Regions from separate parts of the Homo sapiens genome. Here region 1 is linked to region 2. Evidence: chromatin loops called from intact Hi-C (ENCODE). Cell type or tissue: dorsolateral prefrontal cortex. All regions are shown on one strand. Each heading gives the region's core, and the rest is flanking DNA. Links, peaks and the distances in the headings are about the cores only.

Region 1 (8,534 bases), core at 408-8,407, 340 kb before region 2:
TGACTTGCCCAGGTAGCAGGTATCAGAGCCTGGACTCACACCTGTGCCTTCTGTCTTGAGACCGGCAGGTGGATGGGCACTGGTTGAGCAGCGTGTTTTCACTCAGGTGGTCTTGCGGCTGGCCACCCTGCGGGCCGGCATGCTCTGTCTCTGTGGTTCACTGCACAGCATACATTCCATTCAGCACCTGCTCTCTGCAGGGCATCATGCTAGGCTCAGGGTGATGATGGCGCTCACCTAACAGAACTGCAGACTGTTTCGGAGACGCACTGAGCAGGTAACAGAGTAATTGCAAGTTGTGTTAAATTCTCAGGAGGAGACCGATAGGAGAACGTGGAGACCAATAGGAGAACGTGGAGACCTGCTTTAGGTGGGTGACGAGGGAGGCCTCTCTGCGAAGCTGCTGATTAAGCTGGGACTTACAGGATGAGAAAGAAACTGACTCCGTGACAAGCAGGGACGAGGCTGCTTCAAGCAGAGCAGGGAGACCCAGGGGTGTTAGGACGAGAGGAGAGCCCAGGTTTGCTGACGGGTGGGGTTGGCAGGGTGGCCCCGTCGTGCCTTCTGGCTGGGTCCTACAGGGTCTTCTTAGGGACGCTGACGTTTGACTCTTAACAGCCGGCGATGTCATGGAGGCCTTTCCCATGCCTGGCTGCTGCTTCACAGCTGAACTCGAGTGGGGGGAGTTTGAGAGGGATGGTGTCTGAGCACGACGGGTGTGCAGCAGGGACAGTGTGGAGGCAACAGAGGTGATGAGAGGGTCTCAGCTGTCTTGGTTTGATCTTAGGTATATAGAAGGAGGCCCCAAGAGGCCTGGTATTGGGACAGTTTGTATGATGAGTAACAGTGGCGGTGACAGTGGCCGTCCTTTGAGACGTTACTCTAGGTAACCACTGCCCAGGTGTGCCTTTCCCATGGGGGCCTGCTCTGGCCAGTCAGCACCCCCACCTAGGGCCACGAGCTCGTTGCTCTCCGTACCCCACCATCACCCAGCGCTTGGATTATGTGTGTCTTGACATGGATGGGTCCTGACTCTTGCCCTTCCTCCCATGGGTAGTAGAGGGAGAGAATGACCCCAGAGGTCACGAAGCTTCAATAAAAAGCCTTGCTAGAGTGTATGTCTGGACAGCTAAGGATGTGTCTGACATTAAGGTTGTCAAACAGCTAATGCAAATACCTCTCAGAGGTCTCTCTGGCCAGCCGTGTCAGGAAAGGTTTCATGAGTGTGACTGCGGATGAACCCTTAGAGTGCTGTTTCAGCGCGGGCAGGGGGTCCCCTCGGGCCTGCGCTGTGGCAGGAGGCTCGCCATGAGTTCCCGGTGCTGGCAATGCCAGACCAACTGCTGGGGATAGAGCTGTTTAGCTTTAGCTTTCTCAGATGTGCACAGTGAGCCCCCCGAAACCTGGTGTTGTGACAGCCATGCGGCGGGTGGTGAAGTTAGCCATCCTTCACCGGGAGGCGCTTCCCGTGGCCAGGCATCGGCTCAGAAGCATGCCGTCATTTCATGCCTGTCATCCTCCTGTGGAGGTCAGTATCCTGTGTACCCATTTTAAAGAGGAGGACACTGAGGTGCATGGAGATGGAATAACTCCACCAGCTTATTCCCATGTGGCGGGTGGGGGTGGGAGCGACGGCCCTGTGCATCTGACGGCTCCACCTGCTGTGGCCTCCGTGACCTCCTGCTTCTGAGGAGCCCTGCATTTTGTTCTGAAGTGTTCTGTAGAATGCTGAGGGATGGAGTATGCTCTGAAACCAGGGATGCCTTGCAGTCACCGAGGTGCTGGGGCCAGTTCCCTCCTCCTCCCTCAACCCCTCTGACTTCAGCTCTCCCTTTAGAGAGGCTTCGGACCTTCCTAAGGATCCGTGCTGCGCAGGCCAGAAGCGGGGGCTTCCATCTCCCTACTCTCTGGGCTGTAGAATCCTGATCCCTGTAGAATTCCAGTCACATGGTAGGACGATCTTTGGAATGGATGCCTCTCTCTGCCCTTCTCGGGATTATGTTCATGCACTCCGAGGGCTTCCGTTGCGGCGGAAGTTGGGCAGCACTTGCATTTCACCACATCCTGGCAGCTGCGTGTCATGCTGCCTGTGCAGTTCACAATTCAGATGTGTTAGGGAGACTAGGAGCTGGTGGCTTTTCGGAGTCTGGAATACCTGTGCTGGTGGCTCCAAGGGCAGCCGACTGTGGGAGCCACGTGGCTCAGCCTTGGCCTGTCATCTGGGTGCGTCTCCTGTTGAGGCTGGGGATGGGCCCGGGGGACTAGTGGAACATAGTCCTTAAAACCTCTGGAAAAATCTGCACCCTTGGACTTGGAATCGCTGAAGAAGGGAATGCAGCAAGGACAGTGTGGTGTGGCCAGGGCACTTTCAGCTGTGAGGGTGATGCTGAAGCCCCCGTGCTATTCATGGAGCCTGCTGTCTGCAGCTGCTATGCCCCGTGTGGGCAGCAGAGGCCAGTGGTGCCCCAGGAATGAATCCCTCCTGCCAAGCTGTTGAGCAGCGTGTTCTGTACCAGGCAGTTTCCTCCATGTGCTTGGCATTCTCATACAGAGCAAAGGTTTTGTTCCAGCTTAGTTAACTAGTTATTTAACTGTGTGTGCAAACATGTGTGCACATCCATGTACACATGTATGTGCTCCCAAGTGTGGATGAAGCACCGAGTGCTCCCAGGAGTGGGCATTCTTAGGCATGAGGGTGTGGCAGCATGTTCGCACCCTGTCTGCTAATTGCTCTGTCTACACCCCTGTGGAAATAGAGGTTCGTAAAACACCCTTTGCCCTTTTTAGGGGTGATTCTGAGACTTGGCAGAGATCTTTCTCTGGCTTTACTAATTGCCTGTGTTTTTCTGGTCTTTGCCTATCAGCATTGGTTTGGGGGGATCTGCTTTGGGGTTGGTGAGCTGCCGGTAGCAGGGGACCGCATTTGGAGCGCCCGTGGCTGTCCAGCCCCCACGTGGTAGCGCATGGACCCTGCATGCTCAGGTTTTGTGGAGTGCCCATGTCACACATGACCCCGAGAGAGGGGGCTGTGGCATGATTTTGCAAACAACGATGTCCTGAAAGAGACTTGGAACACAGAAGGCTTGTCTTGATCCAGAGCTGGGTGGTTTTTTTTTTTTTTTTCTGCAAATGATGAATTATTTGCACTGGGCCCATATGCAGGAGAGCAGTCCCCAGACACGTCTCAGCTCTGAGCTCAGAATTCTGTGTTCTCTGAGACCTTTCCTGGTGGGGAGGAATTGCCTCCACTTCCTCTGAGCCAGCGAATCATTCATTCAACTTCTAAAAAAGTGTCTTTTAAAAAATAATGCTGGAGGCCACGGTCCTGTGCAGTTTCTCAGTTTTCTTTTTGAGGTGGACATACTTTTCCCTTGGATTCTTTCCTTAATGACTGTGTGTGGCCGGTGTAGTGTGACTGGCTTCTTTTCCCTCCTTTATTTATTTGGGGGGAGTTACTGGGCAGGAATCCTCGTGATTCTCCAGCAACAGCTTAAACCCCCATCAAGGGAATCTTTCCTCCCAGAGCGCACCAGCCCCAGTGTCGCCAAAGCAGCGGGGCAGTCACCTGCCCTGGTAGAGGGATGCAGGTGATTGGGTTGTGTCTCTTCCCGTCATCACAGCCATGAGAAAGCCCCTCTTGAGCGGCTCTTACTCGTCAGAGCAATGAGCGTGCTATAATTTCCCATTGAAAAGTGGATGCTGTCAAGGAGTATCAGCATAACCCACGTGAAACTCCTGCGAGCCCTTCCAGGGCCTGGATTCTTGGGCCTGGCTCTGGAGCTTGCAGGAAGCCCTGGCTGCAGAGCCCGATGGCTGCTCCTGTGCTCTTGCTGTTGCTCGGCAGAGGGCAGGCATGTCCTGAACATCATCACAACAAAAGCAAGAAGCTGGCTTCGTGTCCCAGCGAGCTGCTTCCACAGAGGGAGGCTCTATGGCTCTAGGAGGCCAACTCGGGCCCTGTGTGCCTGTCTGTTTGCAGCTGGGGAGGGCTGATTTCCTCTCTGGCACAATGGAAACCACTGCCGTAGTCTTGGAACCTGAAATGAGAGGATGAAAGAAAATGGTTTTCAGAAGGAGAAATGATTGGTCTCTGTGACGTTTCCAGTGTTTAATTGTACAGTGATTGAACTGTCAGTCATCTGGGGACAATGGAAAGCTGTAAGTTTGTCAATTTTGTTGTTGTGTGTTCACAGCAGCATAGTGTGGGATCTTTCTTTTCTAAGAGATGGGGTCTCACTATGTTGCCCAGGCTGGAGTGCAATGGTGCGATCATAGCTCATTGCAGCCTTGGACTCCTGGGCTCAAGTGATCCTCCCTCCTCAGCCTCCCAAGTAGCTGGGACTACAGGCATGCATCACCAGACCCAGCTAAATGTTTTTATTTTGGTAGAGCTGGGGTTAGATATTTCTTGCTTTGGGTTATAATCATGTCTGCTCACTTACTTTTCTAAGTAAGCCAAGGAGTTGCTCTTTAGGCCAGAGGGAGAACTGGCTTTCGCCATGGGCGTCGGAGTTGAGGTAGGATGGGCTAGTGTCCTACTCCATCACTGATCCCAGTGGGACTTCAGACAAGTGCTTTAAACTCCTTGATCCTAGAGGGTGAGGGATAAAAGACTACAAATTGAGGCCGGGTGCAGTGGCTCATGCCTGTAATCCCAGCACTTTGGGAGGCCCAGGTGGATGGATCACTTGAGATCAGGAATTTGAGACCAGCCTGGCCAACATGGTGAAACCCTGTCTCTACTAAAAATTTAAAGATTAGCTGGGCGTGGTGGCACACACGCGTAATCCCAGCTACTTGGGAGGCTGAGGCTAGAGAATCACCTGAGCTCGGCGGGTGGAGGTTGCAGTGAGCTGAGATTCACGCCACTGCACTCCAGCCTGGGTGATAGAGCAAGACTCTGTCAAAAAAAAGAAAAACCAAACAAAAAAAAACCCTACAAATTAGGTTCAGTGGATACTGCTCGGGTGATGGGTGCACCGTAATCTCACAGATCACCACTAAAGAGCTTCCTCATGTAACCAAATACCACCTGTTCCCCAAAAACCTATGAAAAAAAAGAAAGAAAGAAATTAAATTAATTTGCAAGAAAAAAATAAGCTCCTCCTGACTTGATTCATTTGCTCATGAGAGATAAAGAGTGTGCATCCCCTAAGTGCTGCTGGAGTATTTAGTCATGTGCTTTTCCATAAGCAGGGACCCAGTGGGCAGTAGTTTTTATTCAAGAAATGTTGGTTAAGGGTCTTCTGTGTGCCAGGCTGTGTTTAGGAGCTGGAAGTGCAGAGATGGATAAGATGTTGTATTATCCTTTCAGCCAGGATTAAAGTTTACATTTTTACTCCAAATGAGAGTTTCTCAACCTTGGCACTGCTGACATTGTGGGCTGGATAATTCGTGGGGCAGGGGGCTGTCCCTGTCCCTGTCATGATGCTTTGCTGTGGAAATCTGGGCTCCCCCGATCCCTGCTGTCTTTGAGGGGTAGTGTCTGGGAAGCCCTCCGAACCCGCAGTGTGAGTCTGAGCCAGAGGGTAGGAACTGCATGAAGTCTCTGCATTGTTTGCCTGGCTGAAGATATCCTGTTAAAGGCTTATTAAAACAGTTCTTTGGAAGGGACTCATTCTGTTCCTGCTCAGCTCCTCTCTGGCCTTGCTGCCCAGCGTTGTCTGAGGAGCCCATGTCATGCAGGTGCCAGGTCATGTGGCCGTGCCATGGGGGGTGCCCGGCTGCGGCCTCTTCATCCAGGCACATCGGCAGAGGCCCAATTCCACTTCCATCACTGCGGGTGAAAAATGGAAACTGGGCCCCGAGGCAAAATGGTGTCCGTGTTTTTGAAGATGAAGGCATTAAGACAGGAGCATTTAAATGATTTATTAATCTGTTTATGCTGTCAAGGAGGAAACTTGACCAGTGCAGATAAGTGAGCTGCGAGGCAGGGGTGACAGAGAGCCCGTCTCCCTCTGTCTCCAGTGACCTTGCCCTGCAGGCGATTTGATGGGCTTGACTTAACCTTTTAATAGTGCAGTTTCAGTTGATGTAGAGAATGTTCCTTTCCAAATGTATGGCAGTGGCGCTCGTTAAGTTTCCCTAGACTGAAGGATGTGTGTACAGGTATTCCTCAGCTGGGTGCTGCCTGGCTGAGTGAGGCGGGAATTGGGTGGTCAGGCACCGGTGACCTGGTCGAATATGACTTTGCTGGGGTGACCCGAGGGGTGCAGCCATGTGGCTCTGTTGCTCGCAGTTTTGTGCCTGCCTCATCTGTCGTTTATGAAGCCTTCGAGGCTCGAGCTTCTTGAAAGCTGACTTGTGTTTTCCAGGTTCGTTATAAATTCTTTAGCTTGGGGCTGTTCCCACACTGGAGGGTCAATAAATGATTTTTGGAAAAGAACATATGTCCTTATCAATCAGTAATTGTACTGGTACAACCATCTGAACTTTTCAAACATGCTGCACTTGGAGCGGCTGACTCTTCTGATTAAAGATGGATTCTTTAGATTCTAAGGTTGGATCAGCTGAGACAAGCAGCTCTGGGGCTCTGTTGCTGTTGTTGTTGTTTTTGGCCTCAGAGTGATTATTTTTAGTGGTAAACAGAAGGGAGAGGCATAGCCATAAACTTGTATTTGGGACATGCCCGTAGCGGCAGGTTCCACCCGGTTCAGGTAGAGTAATTTCAGGGTGACCTCTAGGCTGGCAGATTGTTGTTGCTGGGTATCAGAGTTGAAAATGTTTATTGCCAATAGAAAAAGTGAGTAGTGTTCGTAAGACTGATAAGCACAGGTATAAATAGAAAAGGTGAGTTAATGACCAACTCGACTTTGCAGTGGGGCTTTTTAAAAGCGGTTCTGGAGTCTTGGAAACAAACATAATTCTCTCTTAGTCCAACCACCTGTCAGCTGTAAGTGGTCATTATTTCATCATATTGCAATAAAAGATAATAGAATAACGATTTATATCTCATGGCTGATGTTTTAATGCATCTCTCTGTTATCCTGGGCTGACAGTCTGTGATTACAGTAAACGTTTTCTCGGTGACACCATGGTAATGACTCGTTAATAGGAGGATTATTCCAAGTTTAAGTCATAGAGCGGAAGACCAGCCTCGGCTCTCCTTACCTCTTTGTGCCTTATGGGGGCGGTCTCTGTGCTCAGCTGGTGACCTGTGCTTTGCCCCCCAGCTGGGGTGTTGGGGTATGGGCTCAGCACCACTCCTGATGCCTGGGGATGCGCATTCCCTGTTGATTAGCAAACTCAGTCAGTGTCTTCATCTCTGTCTACTGTGCTACGGCATTCCTTCTTTCTTTCTTTTTATTAGACAAAGTTGCACTCTGCTGCCCAGGCTGGAGTGCGGTGGCGTGATCTCGGCTTACTGCAACCTCTGCTTCCCAGGCTCAAGTGATCCTCCTGTCTCAGCCTCCTAAGTAGCTGGGACCACAGGTGTGCACCACCATGCCTGGCTAATTTTTGTATTTTTCATAGGGATGGTGTTTGGCTATGTTGCCAGGTGATCTTGAACTCCTGAGCTCAAGTGATCCTCCTGCCTTGACCTCCCAAAAGTGCTGGGATTACAGGTGCGAGCCACCACCCCAGGCCCCTTAATTATTTTAAATAAAAACAACTGCATTGAATTTAACGCAATAGAAAAGCAGCAGCAGAGTGAAGGTGCTTTCATTCCCAAGTGGGAGCGCCCGTATGAGATGCAGAGAGGGGTTTGAGTCTCCTGTGCTGTCTTCCCAGGCCTCCTCTCCCTGGGCCTGGCAGGAAGGCGGAGGCAGAGGCTGGCCATTTGCATGTTGGGAATGGGAAGGTGTGAGTGGAAAACCTTTTAAGATCAATTTGAATATCATCTACTTGGCTTACATCTTGAGAAATCTTTTAATAAAATGATCTCAAGGTGATTTTCGGCATAAAAAGACTTTAGTCTTTTGGGCTCTGAACCGGGGATAATTACTTAGCACCTAAAGAAATTCAAGGATTCTTCTTGTTAATAGTTTAAATACAGTTCAGATGGAACTCAAAATGGTTACGCACGAAGCAGCACTGGGAAGGTGTGATCGAAGTTGTCTGTGTTGAGTGTCAGGCGATACTAGGAGCATGAATTGATCAGCACGTGCGTGTCTTTTTAGTGGTGGATGTGTTACGTCTTGGGCTGATCTAACCATGGTCCTACCTGGTGTGTCCCCCTGCAGGGTTGGGTGCATAGCTGCTCTAGCCCCATTCTGCTCTAGTGGGCCTGGGATCTGTTGGTGTTTCTTGTGGTGGAATTCCTAGGGAATGGAAAGTTCCTGGAGCGGAAGCAGACATCTGATGCCCTGGTTGTTGGGTGCTCTGGAATAAAGAGCTCCGACACCAACATTTCAGTCTGAGGGAGTTACCTCAGTGTGCCTGCTTCCCTGGCATCCTGCAGAGATGTGGTACACCACATGAGGGCATGGTAGAGGGTTCCGGATGCTGTGGCACGTGTAGGAAGGCGGTCTCGGGGGTGGGGACAGCGCCCATGTCCTCTTTGTGTGTGTCCTGAACACTCAGACCATCCTCTG
Region 2 (8,534 bases), core at 90-8,089:
ATGTGTGGCGTTATTTCTGAGGCCTCTGTGATGAGCACTTTTTCGATCCATCAGATTGACAAAGACAGTAAGAAAATAATTCTTCTTCTGGTGGGAATGTAAATTGGAATAACTTTTTTGGGGGGGAGGACAATTTTCTGAGATCTGTCCAAATGTAAGAATGCACACACCCTTTGTTTAAGCAAGTCTGCATCTAGCAGCTGATCATACAGATGATTTGTGCGTGCTCACAGAGACAGGCACACCTGCTGGAGCACCTGCGGGAGCATCGCTCAGGGTAGCAGAACATAGAAAGATCCAAATGTCCACCAGTGGCAGTGATATGGTTTGCATCTGAGTCCCCACCCAATCTCATGTGGAATTGTAATCCCCAATGTTGGATAAGTGGCATGGTGGGAGGTGATCGGATCATGGGGGCAGTTTCTGATGGTTTAATCTCCCCCTAGTGACGTGTTGTGGTAGAGTTCTCATGAGAGATGGTGGTTTACAAGTGTGCAGCACCTCCTTGCCCCGTCTTCCTCCTGCTTCAGCCATGTGAGACCTGTCTGCTTCCCCTTTGCCTTCCGCCATGATTGACAGTTTCTTGAGGCCTCCCCAGCCATGCTTCCTGTACAGCCTGTGGAACTGTGAGCCAATTAAACCTCTTTTCTTTATAAATGACCCAGTCTCAGGAGGCATTTCTTTTATTATTTATTTATTTATTTTGAGATGGAGTCTTGCTCTGTCCTCAAGGCTGGAGTGCAGTGGAGTGATCTCGGCTCACTGCAACCTCCGCCTCCTGGGTTCTAGTGATTCTCTTGCCTCGGCCTCCTGAGTAGCTGGGCCACCACGCCCAGCTAATTTTTGTATTTTCAGTAGAGACGGGGTTTCCCCATGTTTACCAGGCTGGTCTCGAACTCCTGACCTCAGGAGATCTGCCCTCCTTGGCCTCCCAAATTGCTGGGATTACAGGCATGAGCCACCGCGCCTGGTCACAGGAAGCATTTCTTTATAGCAGTGTGAGAACGGATGAATACAAGAGGGCTGGATCCATCCATTACCTGACATTCTTGTGGTGGTTCACTCTGCCGCCTGCAAAGACAGGCAGCTCCAGACACATGGATCCAGTACAGTCTTCACAGATGCTGTGTCCTGTGGCAGGCCCCTTTTGTGTTAAAGAGGGACACACACATAGGCATACAGGCTTACAGAGGCACAGTCTGTCTCTAGAATAACACACAAGGAGCTCCCTCTTCATATTTCCCTTCAGTTCCATTGCCACGTGTCCCTTATGCATGCATGGCCCATTCAAAGTAGACAATAAGAGCAACACACCCATCCATGCTTCTTTGTGAGAAACAGAAAGATAATTCCCTCCCTCATTCCAAATATTTTGAAATGCTTTTGAGGTTGAAGCTCACCCCTCATTAGTCTTAGCAGCAGAAATCATGTGGTATGCCTTCTGCTCTGTGGTGGGTAATATAGATTGATTTCCTTTACATTAATTTAAAATGGCTCCCATGTCAAGGATACTGATCCTCCAGGGTAAGCTTCATGAGGACAGGGACTTTTCTTTTCGTTTTTGAACCAGAGTCTCTTGTTCTGTCTCCCAGGCTGGAATGCAGTGGCACAATCTTAGCTCACTGCAACCTCTGCCTCCCAGGTTCAAGTGATTCTTGTGCCTCAGCCTCCCAAGTAGCTGGGATTACAGGTGCATGCCACCATGCCGGCTAATTTTTAGTAGAGACGAGGTTTCTCCATGTTGACCAGGCTGGTCTCAAACTCCTGGCCTCAAGTGATCCGCCAGCCTCGGCCTCCCAAAGTATTGGGATTACAGGCATGAGCCACTGTGCCTGGCTGGCTTTGCTTTGTTCACTGTTCCATCTGCAGCACCCAAAGGCATGCCCAGCACATAGTAGGTGCTCAAACACTCTGTAGAGTCAATCATGTACGCCCCTGAGCAATGCCATCTTGTCCCTACCTCCCCTCCCCGTCCTGATTGAGGGTCACACAACTTCCCCATGACCTGAGACCCCTGCCTGGGCTGGTCTTGGGAGCAGAGTCTACTGCCCTGAAGCCATGAGACACTGGTTCCTGGCTAAGAATAAGAGAAATCTGCTTGGAAACAGAGCCACTGTAGCCAAAGACAGCATGGTCACGAGCCTGGCCATGTGTTTCACTAAGCTTTGGGAGGTGAAATGTAACAGCCAACTCCTTCTGATTTGAAATATTTAAATGAGCCTGGAGAAATTGTGTTACACATTGGAAACCTTTGAGCTGTGTGCTTTATGAATCCTGTGACAACAGTGATGAGAAGCTCACCCAGAAAGCAGATGGGGCCCGTGGAGCAGGACTTCCCAGCTCACCAAGGACAGTGCAGCCAAGGCTCCCAGGCTTGTGTTCCAGAAGAGCTGCTGCAGGAGAGGGTGGCCCGAAGTCAGTGCTCCTATAGTCCCCGCTCTGGTAGCCTCCTTCTTCTGCTTTCCACAAGAGTAGTGGTGACTTTCTGGCATTTCTCTGATCAGGTCCCGAAGTTAGATAATATTTGGAGAGCCTTGCATGGCCAGCAAAACATGTTTTTAATATTGACCTTCACCCTACAAATTAAAAACTGTTGCCCCTTTCACATTGACCCACCCACCTGGTAGAAGGTAGAAAGGTTCATCTCTGAAATCGCCCTGAGACCCAGGAGGTGCTGGGGGTGGGGAAGCCATCTTCTGATTGGAGAGACCAGCTGTCAGTCATTTTGTGCTGGACACAGGTTCTCAGGGCTCCTGGTTTCTCTAAGAATGGACAAGGACAGCACTCACCCTGTTGCCAGCCTCCTTCCATGCAGCTCCAACTGCAGCCGTAAGTGAACAGTATTTCTCAAAGTTGTTTACAGCTTTGGAAAACATAAACGCCTCATTACCTGTGTGGAGCATCCTCCTGAGAGACCCTCTCCTGGTGCCAGGCCCCTGGGGAAAATCCCGCTATCTTTTGTTTCTGTACAAGCTAACGGGACTTTGTTGAGCCTTACTTTCCCTAATTTACTATAAGGAATAAAAAAATGGACTTTCCCATAACACAAGATCTTCCTATTGACCAAGCTGAATAAACTCCATGTGCCCCACCCATCTTCCATCAGCTGAGAGTCAGGTCTGTTTCCTTAATGGAATCCCCCTCTAAGTCACGGCCTCTGACACAATCACAGCTCAGCTGTGCTTCTTACTGGCAGGACTTTTCCCAAATCACGTGGGTATTTGTGCTGGTTTCCTGCCCTCTGCTGTGGGGTCTGTGATGTCTGAGGCCTTGTCTCTTGTGTCCATCGGGAGACCCTGTATGCCTGGCACATGGCAACACATGAGCACAAGGGCAGGGACTGTATGCGTCCTGCTTACCGGAGCACCTGAACATAGGAAACACCAATACCTGTGGGCCAAATGCACCTGTTGTATTCATTTCTTAGGGCTGTCCTAACAAATAACCATAAACTGGGGGGCTTAAAACAGCAGAAATTATTGTCTCACAGTTCTGGAGGCCAGAAGTCAAAAATCAGAGTATCTGCACAGCTGTGCTGCTTCTGCAGGCTCTAGGGCAGCGGTCCCCAACCCCTAGGCCATGGACAGGTATCATCAGTCCATGGGCTGTTAGGAACTGGGCTGCGCAGCAGGAGGGGAGTAGTGGGTGAGCAAGCAAAGTTTCATCTTATTTACAGCTGCTCCCCATGGCTCACATTACCAGCCTGAGCTCTACCTCCTGTCAGATCAGCAGTGGCATTAGATTCTTATAGGAGCAAGAACCCTACTGTGAAGTGTGCATATGAGGGATCTAGGTTACACCTCTCTTTATGAGAATGTAATGCCTGATGATCTGTCACTGTCTCCCATCAGCCCCAGATGGGACTGTCTAGTTGCAGGAAAGCAAACTCAAGGCTCCCACTGATTGTACACTATGCTGAGTTATAGAATTACTTCATTATGTATTAGAAAGTAAGAATAATAGAAATAAAGTGCACAATAAATGTAATGTGCTTGAATCATCTCAAAATCAACCCCTCCTCACCTCTCTGTGGAAAAACTGTCTTTCTCAAAACCAGTCCCTAGTGCCCAAAAGATTGAGGACTGCTGCTCCAGGAGAAGATCCTTTCTTGCCTCTGCCACTTCTGCCATCTGCTGGCAGCCCCTGGCATACCTTGGCTTGTGGCCACATCTCTCCAATCTCTGCTGCTTTCTCTGCATGGCTTTCTCCCCTCCGTGTCTCTACGCCTATGTCCAAATTTTTCTTTTCTTATAAGGACCACAGTCATTGGATTATGGCCCACCCCACTGTAATGTGACCTCATCTTCATTTGATTACATTTGTCAGGGCCCTATTTCTTAATAAGATTAGATTCACAGCTACCAGGAGTCAGGACTTGAACGCATCATTTGGGGGACCCAACGTAACCCACAACACTGATGGATGCAAAATTAGGAATAAGAGAGGGGCCCAGCTTCGCATCAGGGATCTGCAGTTTTGAACCAAAAGGATGAATGTGAAGCAGCACCACACATATGGTTTACATACAGTATTCCTGTTCTCATGCACTATTTCATGAGATGATGAGACTCACGAGATGGTGTGATAAAAATAATAATAGCCAATATTTGCTGAATGCTGGATCCATGTCGGGTCTGAACTCAATGTTTTATGGGGATCATCTCATTTATTCTCCATTGTTGCCCTACAATGGGGTCATTCCCCTCTCCCCTTCCTTATTCACAAACATCCAGTGAGCTCTTCTTTACTGCGCCGGGCAGTGGATGGGGCACAAACACTGACATCTTCATTTCTAAAGCTGAGAGTCCAAGGAAACAATTTTGGTTAAATCTTCCCTTTCTCCACATCCCTTGCTAGCACTCAAATCATAGTCACTTTCCTCCCCAATGTGCTGCCTCCTCATAAATTTTGTAATCCTCAAATTACATTTCTGTCATCTGCCCATTCGTTTTATTACCTGCCGATAAAGAAAAGGTCAAAGTCAGTAATTCCAGATTTCAGAAGTGTTTAATCATCGCTGATAAATAGAAACCCTTTCTCCAAAAAGGCAAAATGATAACATTAAAATTTTAAAAAATTTGTTGTCAGAATATTTTTAAGAGGACAGTAACCTTTCCATCTGACCTGCTCTTTGGTGAACAAATCAAACGACACAATTATGTCTTCCCTGAACTTCAGTGGCTTTGAGTCTGAATGCGTTAGATTGGGCTTAGCATAAAGAATAGCTTTATAATGCTTAGTGTCCCCGGGATGGAGTGAGTGTCACAGGAAGGCAGCAAATCCCTCCTGCAGAGATTGGAGATTCCCACATAGCGAAGATCAAGTTCTTGGGAATTCTTGTGAAGGGTCCGGGGGAGGGGAGATGTGGAGGGTAGGGGGACAGCCTCAATGTCCACTTAATATCCACAGGGGTCATTTTAGTCCCAATGTTCTGTGAATTCATTCACTAATTGGTTGACTCATTAATGCTTTCATCCATTCAACAACTAGTTTTCTGAATGTTGTGAATATCCGACGAGGGGCTGGGTGACAAGAGTGCAAACACAAACAGAACGTGGTCTCAGCACTCACGAAGCTTCAGGTGTCAGGTGCCATTGTCGGGGCTGGGCAGAGAGCTGTGGGCTGCAGATCAGAGATCGCCCCTGACCTCCTCTAGGGGTGGAACTTAGGGGAACCCTCACTGATGTTTTTGGCACTTTGGGTCTAGCTCTTTCTCAGCTCTGGCATCTGCAGCTAGAGTCAAAGAGGCCACCCTAGAAATGACCATCAGGACCAGATCTGTTCCCTCCCACCAGGAGTGAGGAAATCCCAATAGCCAGCCCCTGCCCACTGATGGAGCCCCCACTGCACTGCCTCACCCTGGAGACTGGCGTTTTTTTCTGGCAAGCTTTGGTGCATTTTAGGGTCCCGGGCTGGATGGTGTCTCTAAGGGTAGCCTCTGCTTGCCTGGCCCAGCTGGGATCTCAGGGGGCATTTGAGGCCCAGAAAAGGCCAGTGGTCTTTGTACCTTTTGGAAACCATTATCAGAAAGAACCACTGAGGTGGGAGAGCTGAAAGCTGCTGTTGCCATGGACACGATGGCCACGGAGATCTGAAAACCATCAACTGGTTTGAGAGCCACAGGGAAAAGCCATGTACCCCAGTCTCTGGGTGCTGGAGAAAGCCCAGGCCATAGTGGGACAGGAATCAGGGTAGTAGGCAGGCTGGAGAAGGAGGAAAAGGGGGGGAACGGAACTGAGAGGGTCAGGCCATGTCTAGGGATTCTGGTCCAGGACCCTGATAAGAGGGCTATGTCCCCTTACAGATGACCTGGGTAAAGGCCCGGAGGGGTGATGTTTGTCTGGGGGTTCCAACACTATGGTCCAAGTGGTGCTGCTTTGATGGGACCCCCACCTAGAGCAGCTCTGAAGACATTCCCCAGGGGCTGCTTGATTGGGAATGTGGAGATGGGCAGTTATTAGGAACAGAGCACAGGCTGTCTGCAGGGCTCTGCACTTCTTCCTCCTCATCACTCTTCGGAAGCCCAGAGGCCCCCAGAGGGATGGGTTACTTGGAAGTCATCGTAATGTTCTGTACCTGAGAGTTAGTTGGCCCTAGGAAATTGTCCCCCAATCATGAAATGTCCCTCTTGTCGTATCCTGTATGGGGGTGGGATGAGGTGGAGTGGATGGGCCTTGGGGGGCTGCTCTGAGGTCAGGGAGTCCAGTATCCACCCTCACCTTGCCTCACACTACGCACCAGCCTTGGGAGGAACCTGGCTTGTCATTCACAGTGTTACCTTCAGATTGTCCATGTCTAAGTAGAGGATCATTCATTCAACAAACATGGTGGGCCCTGCCCTGCGGAAGCGCCACATGAGTGCTGGCCATGTGGTATGAGTAGGCAGGTGAGCGGGTCCTCAAGGGCATCTGAGTGAACAAACACACAAAGTACAGCCAGATGTCTCAGGAGGAGTCTTAGAGTGATGAAACCATCTGTAGCTGCACTGGGACAGTTCTAGCAGTCTACACATATGATGAAATTGTATAGAAATACAAACATGAACACACAGACACATGTGAACATGCATGGAGACACATGCAGGTACATGCATGTACACACAGAGACACACGTAGACACAAAGAGACACATATGTAAAGACGGACACATACACATTCAGACATACACACATAGATAAAAACATGCACACACACACATATACACACACAGAGATACACATAGAGGCACACATGTACAAACACAGAGATATGCATGTGTGTGCATACACACAAATACACATAGACACATAAGCACATATACACAGACATGCTGACACAGATATACACATGTGTACACAGACACAGAGACGTACACACACATAGACACACATGTCCACACACATGAATAAATATACACATAGACATGTGCACGCAAGCACATACAGGCACACACATGCACACACATGCACACACATGCACACACAGAGACACATACAGACACACTGGTACACAAATGAATACAGATATACACATAGCTGCACACAAGCACACACAGACACACACATGCAAACACAGAAACAAATAAAGACTCACATGTACACACATGAATACAGATATACACATAGACATCTGCACACAAGCACACACAGACACACACATGCAAACACAGAAACAAATACAGACCCACATGTACACACATGAATACAGATATACACATAGACATCTGCACACAAGCACACACAGACACACACATGCAAACACAGAAACAAATACAGACCCACATGTACACACATGAATACAGATATACACATAGACATCTGCACACAAGTACACACAGACATACACATGCAAACACAGAGACACAGACACACATGTACACACATGACTACAGATACATAGACATGTGTGCACAAGCACATACAGACACACACATGCACACAGACACAGACACACACCTGCACACACATATGCATGTGTGCACATGTGCACATAGACACACATGCACACACAAGAGTGTATGGAGAAAATGGTGAGATCTTCGTAAGGGTCTGCAGATGGCACCTGTGTTAGTTTCCTGTGCTGAGCTTTGGATTATAATGATCAACAGTGAAACCGCTGGAAAAGCTGGGGGAAGGGGACTTGGAACCTCTCTGCTATTTTGGCAACTTCCCATGAGCCGACCCTTTTTTCAAATGTAAAAGTAATTTAATAGTTTACCATTTAATATATCTGGGGACACAAGACATTAGTATTAATTGAATTTAATTGCTATTAAAATAAGTTAAATTTAATATAGTAATAAATGAATATAAACATAAAAATAATGACAAATCCTTGCCAGTGGCCTAAATATTTAAATTACTTACTAGTAAAATTTTTCAATGATTTCCATCCCTATTTATATATATAAAAAATAACTACGCAAGCACCAAATCAGCAAAACGATGGTGCCTTCGTGTAGGTGCTAAGAGGCACATCACGGAGCGTCAGGAAGGAGGAGGAAGCCAAGGTGACACAGGATGGAGTGTGTGCCGCCTCCACCACCATCTCTTTATC

The links. A loop is a pair of places that touch in the nucleus more often than their neighbours do. Peaks named below come from ENCODE experiments on the same cell type or tissue, not always from the same donor. Only the 100,000 strongest peaks of a DNase experiment are listed, where the experiment ranks them.
Region 1: it touches region 2 in a loop (16-fold over the local background); 7 of 110 quality-filtered maps call a loop at or near these places.

The regions. Positions count from the first base shown.
Region 1 is chr1:5,969,275-5,977,808 of GRCh38, reverse strand. All of the region lies in intron 3 of NPHP4 (nephrocystin 4), which reads left to right. Among named protein-coding and RNA genes, the nearest start is that of NPHP4, 19 kb to the left of the region's middle. RefSeq lists an enhancer at 5,693-6,192. In dorsolateral prefrontal cortex, for the core only: CTCF peaks have their summits at 2,449 (motif pointing right), 3,656 and 3,857 (motif pointing right); DNase peaks (open chromatin) are centred at 2,458 and 3,868; H3K27ac peaks cover 2,891 bases.
Region 2 is chr1:5,632,971-5,641,504 of GRCh38, reverse strand. No RefSeq gene overlaps it. Among named protein-coding and RNA genes, the nearest start is that of MIR4689, 230 kb to the left of the region's middle. In dorsolateral prefrontal cortex, for the core only: a CTCF peak has its summit at 4,120 (motif pointing left); a DNase peak (open chromatin) is centred at 4,154; H3K27me3 peaks cover 1,412 bases.